Linked DNA regions of Mus musculus: region 1 is linked to region 2. The links are chromatin loops, found by intact Hi-C in ENCODE. Cell type or tissue: left cerebral cortex. All regions are shown on one strand. Links, peaks and the distances in the headings refer to the core of each region. The heading gives the core; the rest is flanking DNA.

Evidence for each region. A loop is a pair of places that touch in the nucleus more often than their neighbours do. Peaks named below come from ENCODE experiments on the same cell type or tissue, not always from the same donor. Only the 100,000 strongest peaks of a DNase experiment are listed, where the experiment ranks them.
Region 1: it touches region 2 in a loop (2.8-fold over the local background); 1 of 42 quality-filtered maps calls a loop at or near these places.

Annotation. Positions count from the first base shown.
Region 1 is chr4:134,909,128-134,918,865 of GRCm38, reverse strand. It overlaps Tmem50a (transmembrane protein 50A), which reads left to right and starts at 3,950. Exons shown (of 7, transcript NM_027935.2): 1 at 3,950-3,977; 2 at 5,671-5,775; 3 at 9,141-9,253. The coding sequence starts at 5,683. In left cerebral cortex, for the core only: CTCF peaks have their summits at 5,199 (motif pointing right) and 6,071 (motif pointing right); DNase peaks (open chromatin) are centred at 3,498, 3,846, 4,163, 5,223 and 1 more place; H3K4me3 peaks cover 1,825 bases; H3K27ac peaks cover 1,589 bases.
Region 2 is chr4:134,538,814-134,548,551 of GRCm38, reverse strand. Selenon (selenoprotein N) reads left to right here. Exons shown (of 12, transcript NM_029100.2): 3 at 468-601; 4 at 2,862-3,071; 5 at 3,239-3,363; 6 at 3,830-3,967; 7 at 5,421-5,502; 8 at 5,651-5,839; 9 at 6,110-6,215; 10 at 7,617-7,729; 11 at 7,817-7,918; 12 at 8,763-9,738. The coding sequence ends at 8,936. Among named protein-coding and RNA genes, the nearest start is that of Mtfr1l, 8.3 kb to the right of the region's middle. In left cerebral cortex, for the core only: a CTCF peak has its summit at 5,101 (motif pointing left); DNase peaks (open chromatin) are centred at 5,106 and 7,087.

The DNA of each region.
Region 1 (9,738 bases), core at 2,491-7,490, 370 kb before region 2:
ATGCTGGGTGAAGGCCTGGTAGCTCAGAGGCAGAGAGAGCCCCCCTACCCCCCGCCCCGCTGACCTTCCTCCTCTAGAGACTTTCCAGAATGATTCTCCTCTCTCACCCAAAAAACTTTCAAACTCAATGTCCTCCCCATCTATTTCCTGTATGCCATCCCCATCCAGCACCCTGGCTCCCTCTTATGCTCTACAGTTTCGTTTTTCTAAATAAGCTCATGTTGGCTTCCTGTCAGCTGGCTGCTTGCCCCCGCTTTAGACCCGAGGTTAACCTCATTTAGTCCTGTTTACAAGCGTCAATCAGAAAGGGCTGGGATCAGAGCTGTGTGCTAAGGATGAGCCAAACCACACCTAAGAACAAGTTGTTCCGGTAAATAACACAAGCTCAGGGCTCACAGTGTGATCAAATAACCTACAACAAACAGGCTATTCTGAAAGGGACAGGCGGGCCTCACACTCGCATCAACACATGGCCATTATCAGTACACTCGGTCAGAAGCAGAGATGGACACATCAGGCCTTGCCAGCTTTTCAGAACTCGTGGAATAACAGCAAATTCAGAAGCTATGAGTTTCTTGTCAGGAGGCTGACAGGTATTAACTGTGCTATCTCTCCAGGCCTACACGCAGGCTCCTTTATGCCAATTTTCTTTTTTTCTTGTTTAAAGGTTTGTTTGTTTGTTTGTTTCATATATGTGAGTACTCACTAGAAGAGGGCATTGGATCACAGTACAGATGGTTGTGAGCCACCATGTAGTAGCTGGGATTTGAACTCAGAACCTCTGGAAGAGCAGTCAGTGCTCTTAACCACTGAGCCATCTCTCCAGCCCATATTTATCAATAACACTTTTAACTGCTGAGCTATCTCTCCAGCTCCTCTTTTTTTTTCTTTACTTTTATCACAGGGTTTCTCTTTGTGTATTTCTGGTTGTCCTGGAACTTGTTCTATAGACCAAACTGGCCTTGAACTCACTGAGATCCTCCTGCCTCTAGCTCCCAAGTGCCAGAATTAAAGGGCATGGGTCACCACTGCCTGGTCTTTACAACAATCTTAACTGCTAATAATAACTCTCAGTCATACAACACACAGAATGCAGTAAATCTATATATGTCTGTATGTAGGTTACAGAAGGCCCACAGAGGGTTAAAGAGGTCATAGCTGAGTCTAAGGTGTTTGAGAGACACTGAAGAAGAGATAAGCAGAGCCGAGTGTGGTGGCACAGCAGTCGGGAGGCAGAGGCAGGCAGATTTCTGAGTTCGAGGCCATCCTGGTCTACAAAGTGAGTTCCAGGACAGCCAGGGCTATACAGAGAAACCCCTGTCTCAAAAAACTGGGGGGGGGGGGGGGAAGAAGAAGAAGAAGAGATAAGCAGAAGGCTGATAATAGAGCAGATAACTCCTCTGTGGAAATAAGATAGTGAAGCCCTGTTGGAGGTCTGTTGAAGCTCAGGGCGGGGCCGAGCTCCCAAGTCAAGATGCAGGACTATTGAAGCCAACAGGGCAGAGGAGGTGAAGGGCAGGACATGGTCCAGATGGGCAAAGGGACGGGTGGATGCATGGCAGAACTGCACAGATGGTTGGTAATTCTAACAGCCTACCTCAACAACATGGGTAGCCAATGGGTAGCCAAGAGGAACTGAAAGTGGTGTCTGCATATTCCAAAGAGGATTTTAACTGCTTGTCTCAAGAATGCCAGTCAAACAGAGATAGGCAGTAAGTGGCTATTTAGCAGGGCTATTTAGCCCAGAATAATCTCGCCCTGGACCTGCCAGTCAGACTTGCCAGTCAGGCTTGTAGGATGTTTGACCTAAGTACAGGTCTCTTTTGGATAGCTTCCTTCATAGTCTCATGGAGTACCATGCACAGGGGCTGAACCCACTCATATAGATTGGTCTGTATAACAGAATAAAAAATGTCCCCCATCGTCTTGGATATTTGGATATTTGGTTCCCAGATGGCGGCGTGGTTTGGGGAGGCGTAGGTGGTACAGCTGAAGGAAGTATGTGACTAGGGGTAGGACATGAGATTATAAATCCTTGCCCCATTCCAAGTCTCCAGCCCTACCTCATGCTTGGGGTTGAAGATGTAAGCCCCTAGCTTCCTGCTCAAAGCACTGTGCCGGTCACCTGCTGTCACATCCCTGGCCCCATGATGGATTCCTCCCTCCAGAACTATATTCCAAATAACCTCCTATAAGTTGCTTTGAGTGAGGTATTTTATCACAAAAACAGCAACGTAACTAATACAGCCAGTAAAGAAGTAGAGACAACGCAAAGAAGAAGGAGCTTTGGCTGTTTGTCCCTGTGGACCGTGGCCTGCCCTTCACCTCCACTGCCCCGGTGGCTTCAATAGTCCTGCATCTTGACTTAGGAGCTTCACCCAACCCTGAGCTCTACCCAGACAGGACCCAATAGCTCCAGCAGACCTCCAGCAAGATTTCATTGCAGAACTTAGCTTCGTAGAAGCTTTACTAAGAGCAGTTAAAAAATATGAATAGACATTTAAAAGTTTTCATTAAGATCTGCATTTGGGTTTGGTGGTGGTGGTGGTGGTAGTGTGGGCCTTTAATCCTGGCCCTTGAGAAGCAGAGGCAGGCAGATCTCTGAGATCAAGGCCAGCCAGCCTGGCCTAGAGAACAAATTTCAGGAAAACTAAGGCTACACAGAGAAACCATGTTGGGAAAAAACAAAAACAAAAGCAAAAGACCTGGAGAGATGGCTCAGAGGTCAGAGGTAGAATGTCAACTTAGCATGGGGAGGTCCAGAATAGCAACTAAAGAAATAAATGCCTACATGCACACACATGTGCACACACGCGCGCTCACACACACACACACACACACACACACACACACACAGGGCTGGGGGAGCACTGCCTGACCTTGAGACATTAACCAGTCTTTAGCCAGTCACAATAAACCTTTAATCTCTAGGGCTAAGAAATGTGTCCATTTAAAAATAGGTCCTGGAGTTGCTGGAAAGATGACGCGATGATTCAGAGTGCAGGCTGTTCTCTCGACGACCCAGGTTCAGTTCTCTACACCCACACGGTAGCTCACAACAGCTGTAATTCCAGTTCCAGGCACCTCTTCTGGCCTCTGCCAGCACAGTGCACAGTGGCGCACAGATGTGCATGCAAGCAAAATACTCATCATGTAAAACATGTAAAAGTTAAATAGGTTATGGGTCTAGAACCTGGACTGAGTGGTAGAGCCCTGGGTTCAGGCACAGTCGGGGGGGCGGGGGAGGAGGGAAGGGGGGTTGTGTGGAGGGGGTATTGTATAGTTTCAAATACTAATCAGCTAATTCCCCCTCTCAACAAAAGCTACATAGATTTCATGCTGGGGACCGGAGAGATGATCCCTCCTGCAAGGCAGTGAGCCACCCAACCACCTTCTGTGCCACAGGCTCCTGACTACCTGCCACCCACGTGAACATGAGATGACAGCAGGGCCATGCCAGCCCTCTTAAAGTCACCATCGGGCCGGAAAAATGGCTCAGCAGGTAAAGCAGGTACTTGCTGCTAAGTCAAATAACCTGAGTTTGATTCCTGGGACCCATATGACGAAAGGAAAAGAAGGACCACTCTTGGAGGGTGGGTGATCTGTCTGATCTCTACACAATGACAAGAAGAATACATTTTAAAAAGTGTAACAACAACAACAAAACCAAACAGTACAGGTGGACTGTTGCCTCCCTTCCTTGGTCCCATCCCAGAAGACAGGCTCCACTCTAGCATTTCTCACAGTGACAAGGGAGTCCGGGTAACCCACAGACTTGTCGGCGCGGTGGGCGTGGCCCATAGGCTGCACCCCAGGGATCCGCCCTTCGCTCTCGATCCGCATGCGCACTGACTCGGGGGCGGACCGGCACATCGACATCCGGGAGTCTGATTGCCTGTGGCTGTTTTGTTTTCTTGCAGAACTGGAGTAAACCGAGGCTACCAAACGCGCCGCGACTCCCAACTCCGGACTTGGACGTGAGTGCGGACGGGAGGGCGGAGCAGCGGGCCGGGCTCGAACTCGCGGCAGTGGCCGTGCCCCAGCTCCTGGACGCCGCCGCCGCCGGGGCTGAGATCCCGCGACCTGCGGGGCCGCTTCCTGTGGCGGGGACTCTTCCCCAGAACTGTGGAGCTGGGCACGCTCATCCGACGGTGGCGCGTCGGGGTTCGGCCCACGCGTAACCGCGCCCTGTTCCTCCAGTCTGCAGGGCGGGTCTGCCTTTGAAAATGTCAAAGAATTGTGCAACGAAAAATGGACTCGGGTGGGCCATTGGGGGAACCGACAATTACACATAGTGGGTTGCTTTTCTTTCCAATCATTAGATAAAAACGAGTGTATTTTCAGACCCGAACTCATCACAAAAGTCTATCAGTTTTTCCCTTTAGCTTGTTTAGAGGCGGCTAAAACTGAAATCGCCTTCCTTAGGGAGTCATGTGAGATCTGGGGTGTTCACTGTGAGCGAGTTGTATTTAATTCAGGTTTTATCTGTGAAATTAAGATGAGTTACGTTTCTCCGGCTGGGTCTGCACAGCTGAACTTGAAGGAGGAGGGTTTTATGGGATTTAAGACAATTTCGGCTGACCGTGGTAATTTGACTGCACGTTCTTTATTTAAGTCTGAATTCGTTTCAGGCCTGCCCTTTTTTGTGGGGAATGTACAAACAGCATCAGTAGCAGAGTTAGGGATAGTAAGATGAGTGCCCTTTACAAAGTAATGACATCCGAAGGCAGGCTTGGTGAAGGGACAAATAGTGGAGAAAAAACGAAATAGAAATAAAGCCCGAAGTTGAGCCGTTCTCTTCTTAATCTGGGCATGAAAGACACAGATGTAGGATAAAATGTGCAGATTCCTAGAGGAAGTATTTTCCATCCAAGTTTACATTTTTACCTTAAAACCAAAGTCTATCATGTCCTTATTATTAAAATCAAATAGGAACCTTTAGTAGGGAGCTTAAGGTTTAGAAAGCAGCTGTGGAGGGCTAAGCATCATTGCCCTCACTTAAAGAACTAGTGGACTTGAAATAATAAAATGTGACATCTTTGAGGAGATGTCATTTTTGTGACAGTACATTTTTGTTTAAGGTTAAGGTAATCACCTTCATTCATATTATGTAAATATGCTAAGACCATCCTGATTTTGTTTTGTTTTCTTGTCTTAATTTGTATTTATTTATGAGTGCTGTGCTGCCTGTACATCCGCAGGCCAGAAGAGGGCGCCAGATCCCCCTATAGATGGTTATGAACCACCATGTGGTTGCTGGGACCTCTGAAAGAGCAGTCAGTGCTCTTAACTGCAGAGCCATGTCATCAGCCCCTTGTTTAGTCTTTTTAGGACAGACTGGCCTGAAACTCACTGTGTAGCTCTGGCTGGCCCTCTGACTGAGCCCAGTCCTCCTGTCTCAGCCCGCCAAATGCTAGGATTGCAGGCTGAGGCAGCCACCACCCCAGTCCCAGCTAAAACCAAGTTTTACATTAAACGTAGACTCCATCCCTAGTACCTCACTCCCCACCAAAGCAGCATCAGACATCCTGAAGAAATCAGTAGAGCTGGAATAAAGCGCATCTGTAACTTGTGTTAGGTTATCATCCAGCTGTTATTTTGCAGAAACACAGCCAGCTTTGAAACAAGAAAACCGAAGGACCTTGTTTAACTGTGATGGTTTTGGTTTAGTGACCTGAAAAGATGTCTGGATTTCTAGAAGGCTCGAGGTGCTCTGAGTGCATGGACTGGGGGGAGAAGCGGAACACGATCGCCTCCATCGCTGCTGGCGTTCTAGTAAGTCCTTGTGACACCTTAGCTCTCCATGTGTTTATCTGTGGCTGTATAGACGGTTTAGGTTATGTGATGTTTTCTTTTTCTTCTTCTTTTTTTTTTAAAGATTTATTTATCTATTTTATGTATACGAGTACACTGCAGCTGTACAGATGGTTGTGAGCCTTCATGTAGTTGTTGGGAATTGAATTTTAGGACCTCTGCTCGCTCCGCCCTGGCCCAAAGATTTATTTATTATTATAAATAAACACACTGGAGTTGTCTTCAGACACACCAGAAGAGGGCATCAGATCTCATTATGGGTGGTTGTGAGCCACCATGTAGTTCCTGGGATTTGAACTCAAGGCCTTTGGAAGAGCAGTTGGTGCTCTTACCTGCTGAGCCATCTCTCCAACCCCCTCCCTGCCTCCCCCTCCCATCTGTAATGTTTTCAAATGTGTCCTTTTAAAAAATAATCAACCACCAAACTTACTTTACTCAGTGATGTTTGACTTGTGAGGTTGTTAATAGTGTTAATAGTTGTCATAATAAAACATTTTGTATGCACTTACTTTTTCTATGGGTTATGCCTCCTTGACTTGGTAAGCGCAGAAGGCTTAAAGGGTTGAAGAAGGCCAGGTGTGATGTGTACCTTCGATCCCAGCTCTCAGGAGGCCAAGGCAGGTGGATCTCTGTGAGTTTGAGGCCAACCTGGTCTACACAGTGAGTTCCAGGACAGCCAGAGCAGATAGTGAGACCCTGTCTTCAAAAAAGGAAGAAAGATGCCAGGCAGTGGTAGAACACGCCTTTAATCCCAAGCACTCTGGAGGCAGAGACAGGCAGATTTCTGAGTTCGAGGCCAGCTTGGTCTACAAAGTGAGTTCCAGGACAGCCAGGGCTATACAGAGAAACCCAGTCTCGAAAAACAACAAAAAAAAACAACAAAAAAAAAAAAAAAAAAAAAAAGGAAGAAAGGATTAACGAGACAATCAGGTCCAAACCAGTCGAGATAGATATTCCCATTTTTCAGGACAGGAGAGTTCATATTCTCCCTAATCTGGTAGGGAGAAGCATTAGGAAGATCATAAGCTCTTTGGTTTTTTTTTTTTTGGATGGATGGATGGATGGATGGTTGGATGGATCTCCTGTAGGTCATGTTGGCTTTGAACTCGCTCATAGGCAAGGACGTCCTTGAGGTCTCCGTCATCCTGCCTCTGCTTCCCAAGTGCTGGGGTTGCAATGTGTGTCACCCTGAGCTGTGAAATACAGTGCTCAGGGTCTGAAGTTATGGTTCAAGATCTTACCTGATGCCTCTTTCCTTTCCTTTTCCTTTCCACACTAAAGGGGGGGGGGGAGACACCCAATTCACTTCTTAGCCAATCAGAATGTCATTAACAGATCTGTCTATAACCTGGTAAAGACAATTTGATGGTTTAAAATAACTGGTTCCTTGGGCTTAGCAGTGAGGCTCCTTTCATATCCTTGTAAGCCATTGGTTGGGATTTCTTGCACGCGCTCGATTGGCCAGGAAGAACAACGCTGCAACAGGATCCTCCTGCACAGGTTTATTGGGAGAGCTTGATTGTAGAGGCGAAAAGACCCCGAGCCCAGAACTGGTGCTGCTTTTATAGGCCTAGGAGAGGCGTGTCTTACACCCGGATTGGTTATGCACTATGCCTCATTTGCATGTTCCTCATCTGATTGGCTACTCTCTCTCAGTACCTCACAGAGCCTCATTATCATACCTCATTTGCATGTCTCACATCTGATTGGTTACTCTCTCTCAGTACCTTACAGAACCTCATTATCATACTTCATTTGCATGTCTCACATCTGATTGGTTATACTCTCAGTACATTACAGAACCTCATTATCATGCCCGGGCCAGGCAGTGTCTTTGCAAAAAACTTTACTGCATATGTACACATTGGTTGTTTGTCCAAACTTATGCGTGGTGGCCAGCAGTAGTCAGTGCCACTCAGCAACGGCACATGTGGCTTCCCACAGGGATTTGGTGAATGGCTTCTTGTGTGTGTGATGCTGGGGATGGAAGCCAGGGGCTGCACACACAGGCAATGCTCAACCACTAGGTTTCATCCATAGCTCTCATAATGCCAGCCGGAACATTTCTGTCCAGGTGAGGGTTTTTTTTTTTTTTAATGTAAAGTTTTAATGTTTCTATTTTTTATTTACTTTTTAAAAAAGTTTTATTATTATATCTTAGTACACTGTAGCTGTCTTCAGACACACCAGAAGAGGACATCAGATCTCAGTATAGATGGTTGTGAGCCACCATGTGGATGCTGGGATTTGAACTCAGAACCTTCAGAAGAGCAGTCAGCGCTCTTACCCGCTGAGCCATCTCTCCAGGCCAATGTTTCTTTTTCTTTTTCTTTTTTTTCAAGACTGGGTTTCTCTGTGTAGCTTTGGCTGACCTGGAACTCACTGTGTAGACCAGGCTGGCCTCGAACTCAGAAATCCACCTGCCTCTGCCTCCCGAATGCTGAGATTAAAAACATGTGCCACCATGCCCCACCAGGCCAATGTTTCTATTTTATATATTTTCCTTTAATTAATAACCAGAAGAGGGCTGGAGAGATGGCTCAGCGGGTAAGAGCACTGACTGTTCTTCCAGAGGTCCTGAGTTCAAATCCCAAATCCCAGCAACCACATGATGGCTCACAATCATCTGTAATGAGATCTGATGCCCTCTTGTGGTGTGTCTGAAGACAGCTACAGTGTAGTCATATACATTAAATAAATAAATAAATAAATAAATAAATAAATAAAATATGTATGCGCATAACCAGAAGAAAATTTAGTTAGGTAATATATAATTTCATATCCAAATTAAACTTAAGAATCATATGTCAGAGGGACTGGAGAGATGGCTCAGTGGGTAGGAGTGCTGCATTTCCAGATGACCCAGGTTCAATTCCCAGCATGCACATGGCAGCTCACACCTGTCTGTAACTCCAGTTCCAGGAGATCTGATGCTCATAAAGTAAAATTAAGTAAGTTTTAAAAAAGAAATCATTGGGCTGGTGAGATGGCTCAGCAGTTAAGAGCACTGACTGTTCTTCCAGAGGTCCTGAGTTCAATTCCCAGCAACCACATGGTGGCTCACAACCATCTGTAATGAGATCTGACGCCTTCTTCTGGGGTGACTAAAGACAGCTACAGTGTACTCATATATAATAAATAAAGAAATCTTAAAAAAAAAAAAAAAAGAAAGAAATCATATCCGAAACCATCAAATGGCCGTACTGTAACCATCCAAAGGAATAAGAATTGCAGACATGTTCCTTGGTTCAAACACCCTGTGGTAACGTGTGCTGTCGCTGATGGGTCTTGCTGGCATCACCTTATTTTGTCTTGTCTGTTTTCAGTTTTTCACGGGATGGTGGATCATCATAGACGCGGCTGTCATGTACCCCAGGATGGATCAATTCAACCATTCATACCATACCTGTGGCGTCATAGCAACCATAGCCTTCCTCATGTAAGTGATGGCATCACCCCGCCTACGTAGAATGTCACAGACTAAAATGATCCTATACCCAATTTAAAATTCTGGTAGGTAAGAAGGACCCCTGGGCATGGTGACACACTTGGAACCTGTAATCCCAGCATTTGGAATGGAGACAGGGAGATGACTGCAAGTTTCAGGCCAGCCTAGCCTACTTATGATGTCCCATGATGCCAGCCAAGGGACTGGGTCTCAGGAAATAATACAAAGGGCCTGGAGAGATGGCTCGGGAGTTAAGAGCGAGTATTGCTCTGGTGGAAGACCTGGGTTCGGTTCTCGCCATCCTCATGGTGGCTCAGAGCCTCCTGTAACTCCAGCTCCAGGGCATCTTATGGCCTCTCTGCAGGCACCAGACACTCGTACATGCGTGCAGGTAAAACACCACATGCCCCCATAAATAAATCCAGAAGAAAGAAACAAGTCAAAATTCCCAGCCCTTGGGTAGGCTGAGAAAGGAG
Region 2 (9,738 bases), core at 2,760-7,759:
CCTAAACTCCTCATGCAGGGAAGCCAAGCCAGCCAAAAGATCAGGGAGAGACAGATCAAGTCTGCTCCGCCCACCCGTGCTCATCCAATGACGTCAGGCTGTGACTTGCTTTTCTTTTTGCTAAGCTCCCCTTGACTGCGTTCCCTCACAGTAGCCTAAGATCCAGAAGTGGATCATACGTAACTGATCATGGATTCAGAGTGACACAGGCCTGGCTTGGAGTCCTGACTCCCCCCCTTGCCGAGTATGTGACAATGGGGAAGTGACGTCATCTCCACTTATTTGTGAAATGGAGTTGCTAGTGACATCATCTGCTTCCGGGCTGTGGGGAAAGTAGACCGCTCGCTGTGCGTGGTGACTTAGTTATCAGCTCTGTCCCAAGCCTAGATCCCTCGTCATAGGCATCCTGAGAGAATTGAGGCTTGGTGTCCAAAGGCAGGGCCTCTCCAGTCACCTCTGTCCCATAGGGTCAGTTCCTGTGGCCAACTACGAGGAGGAGGAACTGCCCCATGACCCCAGCGAGGAGACTCTTACCATAGAAGCCCGATTCCAGCCTCTGCTCATGGAGACCATGACCAAAAGCAAAGATGGCTTCCTAGGGGTGAGTCGGGGCTGGGTTATGGCACAGGGGGACCACTGGTGACAAGGCCTGTGTACACTTGCTCCTGAGGACAGGCCTGTGCTCAGCTGGGAGAGCAGGAGGGAGCTGCAGAAGCCCCTTCCCTACTCAGGGAAGTTGGGAGAGTTTTCTGGCAGGGGTGACAGCTGACAGGCTGTCCCCAGGATGGGGGCGAGCTAGAGAAGGAGCCTACGTGGTGGGTACTTTCTACTGATCCATTTCTTGGACCTGTAGCCAACCCCTGGCATGTGGCAGGTGCACTGTCAAATGCCCATGACCTGTTGCACATTCAGCTCCTAGAGGGGACTGTGGTGAGAATGAGCCCCTGAGGGAGAGGAGGGGGGAGGCAGGCCGGTGCTTGTGTTGCCAGCTTCTTCACAGCTTAAGGCCCTGAGAACACAGAGAGCCCATTGCAGGGTCATGCCCTGCCCCCCCAAGTGGCTGTCACCTCTCCGCCCACATCCTCTGGCTTTTCTTCCTAGTTATTGGGTTGTTTCTCACCTTCCTACCCACCGTTCCCTCTGCCACACTCAGCCGTTGCTCCATGCCCAGCCTAGACCTGCTCGGCAAAGCTCCTCTTCTGCCTAAACTCCAGCCTGCTGCAAAAGGAGGCGGGCGGGCAGGCCAGAGGGCAGGTGTGGCTGGCCCAGGGCCTCTGAGTGGCATGCTGGCTAATGAGTCTGCAAAGGCGTCTAGATTCCTGAGGGTCTCTTTGCCTGACTTCTAGCCTTTGTTTTGCAGAAGCCAAATGTCTCAGTGGGTTGATTGTGAAATTAGATTTGTGTTCTCCAGGCTGGAGATGGGGGTGGTGTGTGTGTGTGTGTGTGTGTGTGTGTGTGTGTGTGTGTGTGTGTGTGTGTGTAAACAGACCAGTTCCTGGAGTGGGTAGAGGCAGGGGAATGGGGGGAAGGGAACAGAATGGATGATAGAGAGGAAGAAAGGGTGGGGTGTGGAGCAGAGCAGGTGACTCAAACTCCTGGCAGGGGTCCAGTGCTTGGTGTGCTGTTTGCCCAAATAGGGGCTGTAAGAGGACACAACAACCGCTTGGGACCCAAAGCATTGAGGTGTGCAGGGGCATGTCAGGGGGACTTCTGTAAGTGGAGACACAGCTTTGACCTTCTTGGGGAGACCTGGAATGGAGGAGGGATTGAAGGTGATGTCCCTGCCCAGGGAGTTAGGGCAGTGTCCAGAACCCAGACCGGCCAGCAAGGCAGGCCTCTCAGCCCAACCCTCCTTTGAGAACCTGTCTGTTAGAGGCCTCTGGATGGGAGCTCTCCAGACCGGACCGTTCCTCCTCCTGCCTCTCTCTAAGTTCTTTTCGCACAGCAGAGGTGGAGAGGGAGGGAGGAGCCTGCTGTCCAGCAAGGATTGGCGCTTTCTCAGTGGTCTGCATCCCTAAGGGGATGACACTCCCCTGTCCTGGTAATGATGCTTCAAGGGGCACAGCACCTGCAGAGAGCGTATGCAGACAGGTGCTTACAATCCCTAAGGTCACAGAGGTGCTGCCGATGGAAGAGCTGTAAGAGGGGACCACCATCCTGCCTCTGAGCTCCAAGGCATGTGTAGATAGCTCTGCAGCTGCTGGCAAATCAGTTCTGCACACATACACACACACACACACACACACACACACACACACACACACACCACACACACACACACACTTCAGCTGGAAGAGACAGAGGAGGGCAGGCCTTGCATGATGGGTTAAGTATGATGTGGCTGGTGACTCGAGGCAGGGCCTTCTCTGGCGGTGATCTTCCTTCTGCTCTTAACGCTGGAGTTTTCTCCATTTTTCACTTTCCTCTTTCGTCAGACTCCACAGCAAGTCCAAATTCTGGTCAGCTGTAGTTTGGGGGACACCCAGGGTTAGGGAATGGGAAACGGGCATGCCTGAGGGAGCCAGCAGCCTGAGGCAGGGTCTGGCACCTGGGACTGGTTGGAGGCTTATGCAGAGGCTGGGGGTGGGACCTGCTCCACCACCCTGTTCTAGGCCAGGTAGTATCTCCAGCTACACAGCTGCCCACCCTGCATATGCTGCCCCGGGCCTGGGCTGGGCCCAGAAAGCCACTGAAACCAGGGCAGGTTGTGTGTGAGGTGCGCCTCTCTCTAGCAGGACAGTCTAAGCTTGTGGCCATTTCTGAGACCTTTCCCATGCTCCCTCTCCTGTCCCAGACTATAGTCTAGCTGGCCTTGAGGGACACCGACAGGGCATCCTAGAGCCTTGGCTTCCCCATCCCAGGTCTCCCGCCTCGCTCTGTCCGGCCTCCGCAACTGGACCACAGCAGCCTCGCCGAGTGCAGCGTTTGCTGCCCGCCACTTCCGGCCCTTCCTGCCCCCTCCAGGTCAGGAGCTGGGCCAGCCCTGGTGGATTATCCCCGGGGAGCTGAGCGTCTTCACGGGCTATTTGTCCAACAACCGCTTCTACCCACCACCGCCCAAGGGCAAGGAGGTAAGGACAGCACTGGGAGATGCAACTTCTGCCTGGAGCCACCTTGGGAGTGGCCATTTCTATCGGAACCTGGACCCAAGAACCAGGCATCCCTCCCCCTCAGTCTCCCTCTTGGGGCCTTCGGGTCCAGAGCTGACAAACCAGCTAGGATCTTACTGCCGCCCTAGGTCATCATCCATCGCCTGTTAAGCATGTTCCATCCACGCCCCTTCGTGAAGACCCGCTTTGCCCCTCAGGGCACCGTGGCCTGTCTGACTGCCATCAGCGATTCCTACTACACCGTGATGTTCCGGTGAGTGTCACTGTGCTTGAAGTGTAGGAGAAAGCCAAGCCAGAGACCCCCAACTTTACCACCTCCCTCCCTGTTGGGCTTCGGTTCTCTGAGCATCTGTTTCCTCCTCGGTGGGTCAGGGGAGTAGTAACTTCCTACAGATTTGGTGAGAGGTGTCTGGAACTTGCTTAGCCCTGAGCTGGAATTAGCTGGTGACCAGGATGGTGTCATTCACACACAGGGCCAGGGTATGAAATACACACACACACACACACACACACACACACACACACTCTGGAGAAGGATGGCAGAGAGGGTTGGGGCAAGGCTTCTAAGGAAGATGGCACAGAGCCTTTTAGAGGAGTGACATTGGTGGTATCTCCTGCTTTCTCCTTGACTCTGACCACACAGGAGTCTGGCCACGGCTCCCCGGGCTCTGGGAGAGACTGGGGAGGGATCCAGGCTTAGCAAACTCCATTCCCTACAGGATCCACGCGGAGTTTCAGCTCAGCGAGCCTCCTGACTTCCCCTTCTGGTTCTCGCCCGGCCAGTTCACCGGCCATATCATCTTATCCAAAGATGCTACACACATCCGTGACTTCAGGCTGTTTGTGCCCAATCACAGGTAGGAGCTAGCCCTGGCACAGCCTCAGCACCCTTCTCCTGTGTTCTGCTGCTGCTGCTGCTGCTGCTGCTGCTACTACTATTATCCCTGAGCTCAGAAATCAGGGGGCACATAAACTCTTCAGTCTCTGCCCTTCCCTCAATCCCCAGTGCCACCACTTGGTGACCAAGAAGAGGCAGCAGGAGACCGCTGAGCAGTCCTACCATCTTCTCAGATAATCTCCAGGCACTTGGCACTCCCTCCACCTCCACCTCAACACAGAGCCAAGGCCCTAGGGCCAAGCAAGCCAGCTGGGGTCTTTGCTATTGTCCCACTGCTGCTGTAGGTCCTCCCTAGACTCAGTTTCTCTTGTCCTCCTAGACATGGAACCTCACCTACTTGTGCCACCATGGAAGGTCAGCAGCTGGGCAGGGCCCATGGTAATCCAGGGAGGCTTCCCAGAGGAGGTGGCATCTAGTCAAAATCCTTGGGGAGGGAAGGAAATAATACATATATGGGCTTGAGAGAAGGCAGACATCATAGGGTCTTGGTGGGACTTCTGGGACAACTGTTACTCTAGTTATTTGTCTGTTCTGGGTCAGCCCCATCAGCAGATCTGGGGACAAGGGGTGGAGTGTTGGCGGGGGGTGGGGGGTGGGGGTAGGGAGGCAAGAGTCTTCCCTGATAGCAAGTAGACTTTAAGCAGGCCCATGGTGTCTTGTGCAAGAGCTGGAAGTCCTGAGGCCCCAATGCAAAATTTGTTCTTGGTAGCAGGGGGCTGTGTGGCTGTGAGCAAGGCCCTGGCCCTCTCTGGGCCTCAGTTTCCCCACTGTTCTGGTAGAAGACTGACTGTTTTACCCATGGATCAGGGGTAACAATAGTTGGGAGAGCCTGAACTTACTAGAGTGCTTTCTCTCCCTCTCTAGAGGGGCAGGGCAGAGACATGGTGTTCTACCTACCCCCTTCATGAGTTGAACCCAGTTCTGGGCAGAAGCTGGCACCAGTGTACCTGATTCAAGAACCAAATAACACAGAGGGTAGACGATTAGCCAGGATCTACTGCTTCTAGGACTGTCTAAGATTCAGGTCCCAGGGACACCTCTGAGGGTGTTCAGTCACTTTGCAGAGACTATTGCTTGGTGGTCCTGGGGCTCCCCCGTGTGGCAGACTTTCAGACTGCACTGAGCAAGCCAGACTTCTGAGCTCTGTGGGTGAGTCAGCCGGGAGGTCCTGGGCCTCAGCTCCAACCTGGGTCTTACTGCTGCCTCATCCTGTGTCCTGCAGCGGGGCACTGCCCCTGTCTCTGCCACAAAGGGTCAGGAGAAGTCTATGGGTCGTGCTATGAGAGCCCTGTGCACTATCCAGGCCTGGCCCAGGCTCTGCTGTCAAACTCCCTGTGTCTTCAGCTGCTTGCATTAAACAAGATGTCACCTGGGCTTTGATGGTGACGTTGTTTTACCCTGGCCATCCTCAGGTCCCTGAATGTGGACATGGAGTGGCTGTATGGGGCCAGTGAGACCAGCAACATGGAGGTGGACATTGGCTACGTCCCCCAGGTGAACACTCAGGTGCCCCCACCCAGATATGTCCAGCTGCAAGGCCTTGCCCTGAGCCCCGTCTCCCCACTTCTGCAGAGTAGAGCGTCCCTGGAGGTTTCTCAGGGCCCTTCTCTGAGACACCCCTCACCACTGACTTCCGGCCCAGATGGAGCTGGAGGCTGTGGGCCCCTCGGTGCCCTCTGTGATCCTAGATGAGGACGGCAACATGATTGACAGCCGCCTGCCCTCAGGAGAACCCCTCCAGTTTGTGTTTGAGGAGATCAAGTGGCATCAGGAGCTGAGCTGGGAAGAGGCTGCCCGGCGCCTGGAGGTGGCCATGTATCCCTTCAAGAAGGTGAGGCTGAACGTGAAGGCCAGAGCAAGACTCCTTGATGGAGGCCAAGGCTGAGAACTCTGGTCTAGTCATGCTACTGTGCTGGACCGTTGGGGCACAGCAGTCCCTTCTGCTCCTCTGAGCTTGGAGAAGGCTCACATGGCTCAGCTATGCCCCTTCACACACACACACACACACACACACACACACACACACACACATAAATACTTCACTGGCACAACCACAAACAGGGCCTCGGCCGCTCAGTAGCTTGTCTTGGTTTGACCACAGGTCAACTACCTGCCGTTCACGGAGGCCTTTGACAGAGCCAGAGCTGAGAAGAAACTTGTTCATTCCATCTTGCTGTGGGGGGCCCTGGACGACCAGTCCTGCTGAGGTGAGGGAAGCCCTGGTCAGCTCTAAGGGGAAGCGGGGGGTTTCATACCTATGGCTAGGTTACAAGAGGCTCTGGGACAAACAAGACTTGGAGCCATGAGGACTTGGGCCACTGAGGTCCCAGGGTCACTTGCAGTACTTGGGTGAGCCTAGAAGACAATGCCAAAGTGTAGGAAAAAGGCCAGGCAGATGTGTTCATGCTTGGCCATTTTAATTTAGTGACCTTGACCAAGCAACATCCTTGCCCTGAGTCTCAGTTTTCTCAACCATGAAGTGGGCAGAGCATACCAGTCGTGGTATCGGGTGTCATCATATCGTGTATTCTGTCAAGTAAAATCTACATGTGAGAGAGGAGACAGTACCAGAAGCTGGGCTTGGGTTTCTTATCCAGAATGACCGCCAAGGACCTTCTGGAAAGTTCTCTGAGTATCTAACAGTTAGCTCAAAGATGAGATAAGCAATGCCCCTGCCTTAATCTTGTCACCCAGCCAACATTATGGGTCCCTGCCGTAGCTACGCATTATCCCAGTGTGGTGTAGACACATGCAGGGCAGGTAACCCCAGGGCAGCGAGCTGTGTGCAAGGCAAAGTGGGGTAACAGAAGAGAAGCTGGGAGGCCTCTTGGAGAAAGTGACATTTAACCTAGGATGGTGAGAGGTGGCGTAGTGGTGTGTCACATGACAGGAGGAAGAGGGTTTGAGTGGAACGTGCCTGTGTAAAGGCCCTAGAGACAGAGAACGAAGTGGAATCAAGAATCTGCCACTGGGACTGGAGAGATGGCTCAGTGGTTAAGAGCACTGGCTGCTCTTCCAGAGAACGTGGGTTCAATTCCCACCGCCCACGTGGAAGCTCACCACTGTCTATGATTCCCAGTTCCAGAGGATCTGATGTCCTTATACAGCCACACATGCAGGCAAAACGCCGAGCACATTAAAAAAAAAAAAAAAAAAAAAAAAAAAAAAAAAAAAAAAAAAAACCTTTTTATTTAAAAGAAAATAGAAAGAAAAGAGAGAGAGAGAATCGGTCACTGTGACCAGGCCCTGGGCCACCCCCAGCTGCAGCTCGGCGTGCCAGTTTGTCCATGCTGATCCTACAACTTCCTCCTTCAGCATCTACTCCTTGAGAGTCTGTTCTTGGCTTTTCATTTGAGACAGGCTCTCAGTCTGTAGCTCAGGCTAGCCTATAACTCACTCACCATGTAGCCCAGGCTGGCCCTGAATTTGTGGTCAGCCTCCTGAGTGCTAGGATACAGGTGTGTGCCACCACTCCTAGCTTCTGTCTACTCTTTTAACCTGTTACTTCACCTGGGTGTGGAGACATTCCAAAACCCCACGGAATTTACCTAAGCTGAGGTCATTGCTGTAAAATCAGGGCTACTCACCCTTGGCCTTACCCTGAACAGGTTCCGGGCGGACTCTCCGGGAGACTGTCCTGGAAAGCCCGCCCATCCTCACTCTCCTCAATGAGAGCTTCATCAGTACCTGGTCCCTGGTAAAGGAGCTAGAAGACCTGCAGGTGAGCAAGGGATCAGGGGGAGCGGCCTGTGGGAGTCCCCACGACAGCACTGGGCCCAGATACCAGGAAGTATCATTGTCTCCACAGACCCAGCAGGAGAACCCACTCCACAGGCAGCTGGCAGGCCTGCACTTGGAGAAGTACAGCTTTCCTGTAGAGATGATGATCTGTCTGCCCAACGGCACTGTGGTAGGTCCCCAGCGACAGTGAACAGCGGGCAGGGACACAAGGGGTGGTCTCCATCCCTGGCACAGTGACCCTGAGCAGACTTCAGAGGTGCTTTGGGGAGGGTACAGCAAGGCTCTTAGTACAGCAACAGAGCCAGACATGTCCGTCGTCACCCCCCCCCCCCAGGGAACCTTGTCAGTTCAGTGGACAAAACATGGCCCAAGGGAAGGTCTCCCTGGACCACTTCAGCCAGGGAAAGAGGGTAGAGAGGAATAGATGGCCTGGCCTGAGCCAAGGGTCCCCTTCTCTCTGTGGGCTGCTTAGAGGGTCTGGCATCAGGTTGCAGAGGGTTTGAGTGGAACGTGCCTGCGTAAAGGCCCTAGAGACAGAGAACGAAGTGGAACCAAGAATCTGCCACTGGGACTGGAGAGATGGCTTTGGAAAACGTGCCCATTTTCAGACTGGTAGAGTCAGCTCCCACTCTGAATAGCTGCCCCATCTTCAGTGTCAGTTTTGCAGGAGTGGGAGGGCAGGGCTAGAGGAGGGGAGTGAGCTGACCAGCCCTTAGTACGTGGTAGCCAGGAGTGGGAGCTGGGGCTGGATGGGAGAGGAAACAGTGAACTTGAAGCTTCTGCTGGCCCAAGCTCTGGTGAGAAAATTCTTGGAGGTATTAGGGAGTCAGGGAGGAAAGGCCCAGGTTACTGGTTCCTACCCTGGGAGCTGATGAAAAATGGAATGACCTAACCTGGGCATCTCTAGGCAGTACATCCTCAGTGTGATTGCCTGAAGCTGGTGGAGGCGGAGCTGACCTGGTTACATGTGGCCTGTGGCCTCCCCAGTTCTCTTCACCAAGTCCTTCCTCTAGGTCCACCACATCAATGCCAACTACTTCCTTGACATCACCTCCATGAAGCCTGAAGACATGGAGAATAATAACGTCTTCAGCTTCTCATCCAGCTTTGAGGACCCGTCCACAGCTACCTACATGCAGTTCCTGAGGGAAGGACTCCGGCGGGGCCTGCCCCTCCTCCAGCCCTAGTCCTAGAGGACCTGGACCTGGTAAAAAGCCAGCAGACAGAATCCACGCGCCTTGGAGCCACGGTGCCCGGAGTCTGTTTCAAACTGGAAGTGGTCCCTACCTCATCCCCAGGCTGCCTAGAGAGGTCCAGGGTCATCTGAGGCTGTCACTTTCATAAATCCTGAGGGATGGTGGCCAGATGAGGGGGCCTGTCTGCCCGGTCATGTGACTGAGCTTAATCCGGCTACCACTAGCAGCCCATCTGGCTCCAAGAGCTTCTTCGAGTCCCCCCAAAAGGGGTCTGGGGAGACCTCCCTGGACCACACAGTGTAGTTCAGGACCTCGGTGTGAATAGGGAGTGGACTGGAAAGGTCCCTTCTTTCTAGGCTCCCCTTTCAAGCCAAAGGAATTAAAAGAGCTGGGCTCGGGGCCAAGCTGCCAGCGCTATGCCTGCTTGGAGCCTTCTATGCTGGCCATCCCTAGGTAGCCTTCTGTGCACAGTGCTCCCAGCTAGGGTCATTGTCAGCTGGAGACAGCTGTCTGGAGCCTCTGCACAAAGCCCTTCTACAGAAGTGGAGGCCATATTGTCACACTGCTACCCTTCAGCCTGTTGACCTGATGACCCAAGTCCAGTCCTGTTCAGAGAGATGGAGAAGTTCACTGTGAAGTGTGTCCCAGCCAAAGAGCGCAGCCTTTCTTATTGCCAGCACTGTCTAGCCCCCCAGGGTACTGCCAGTCAACTCACCACCGGATGGCCACCAGTTCCCATCGGCTACTTTTGGGGACTTGGTGAACAGCTTGAACGGCTGACCATGGCCAGTCT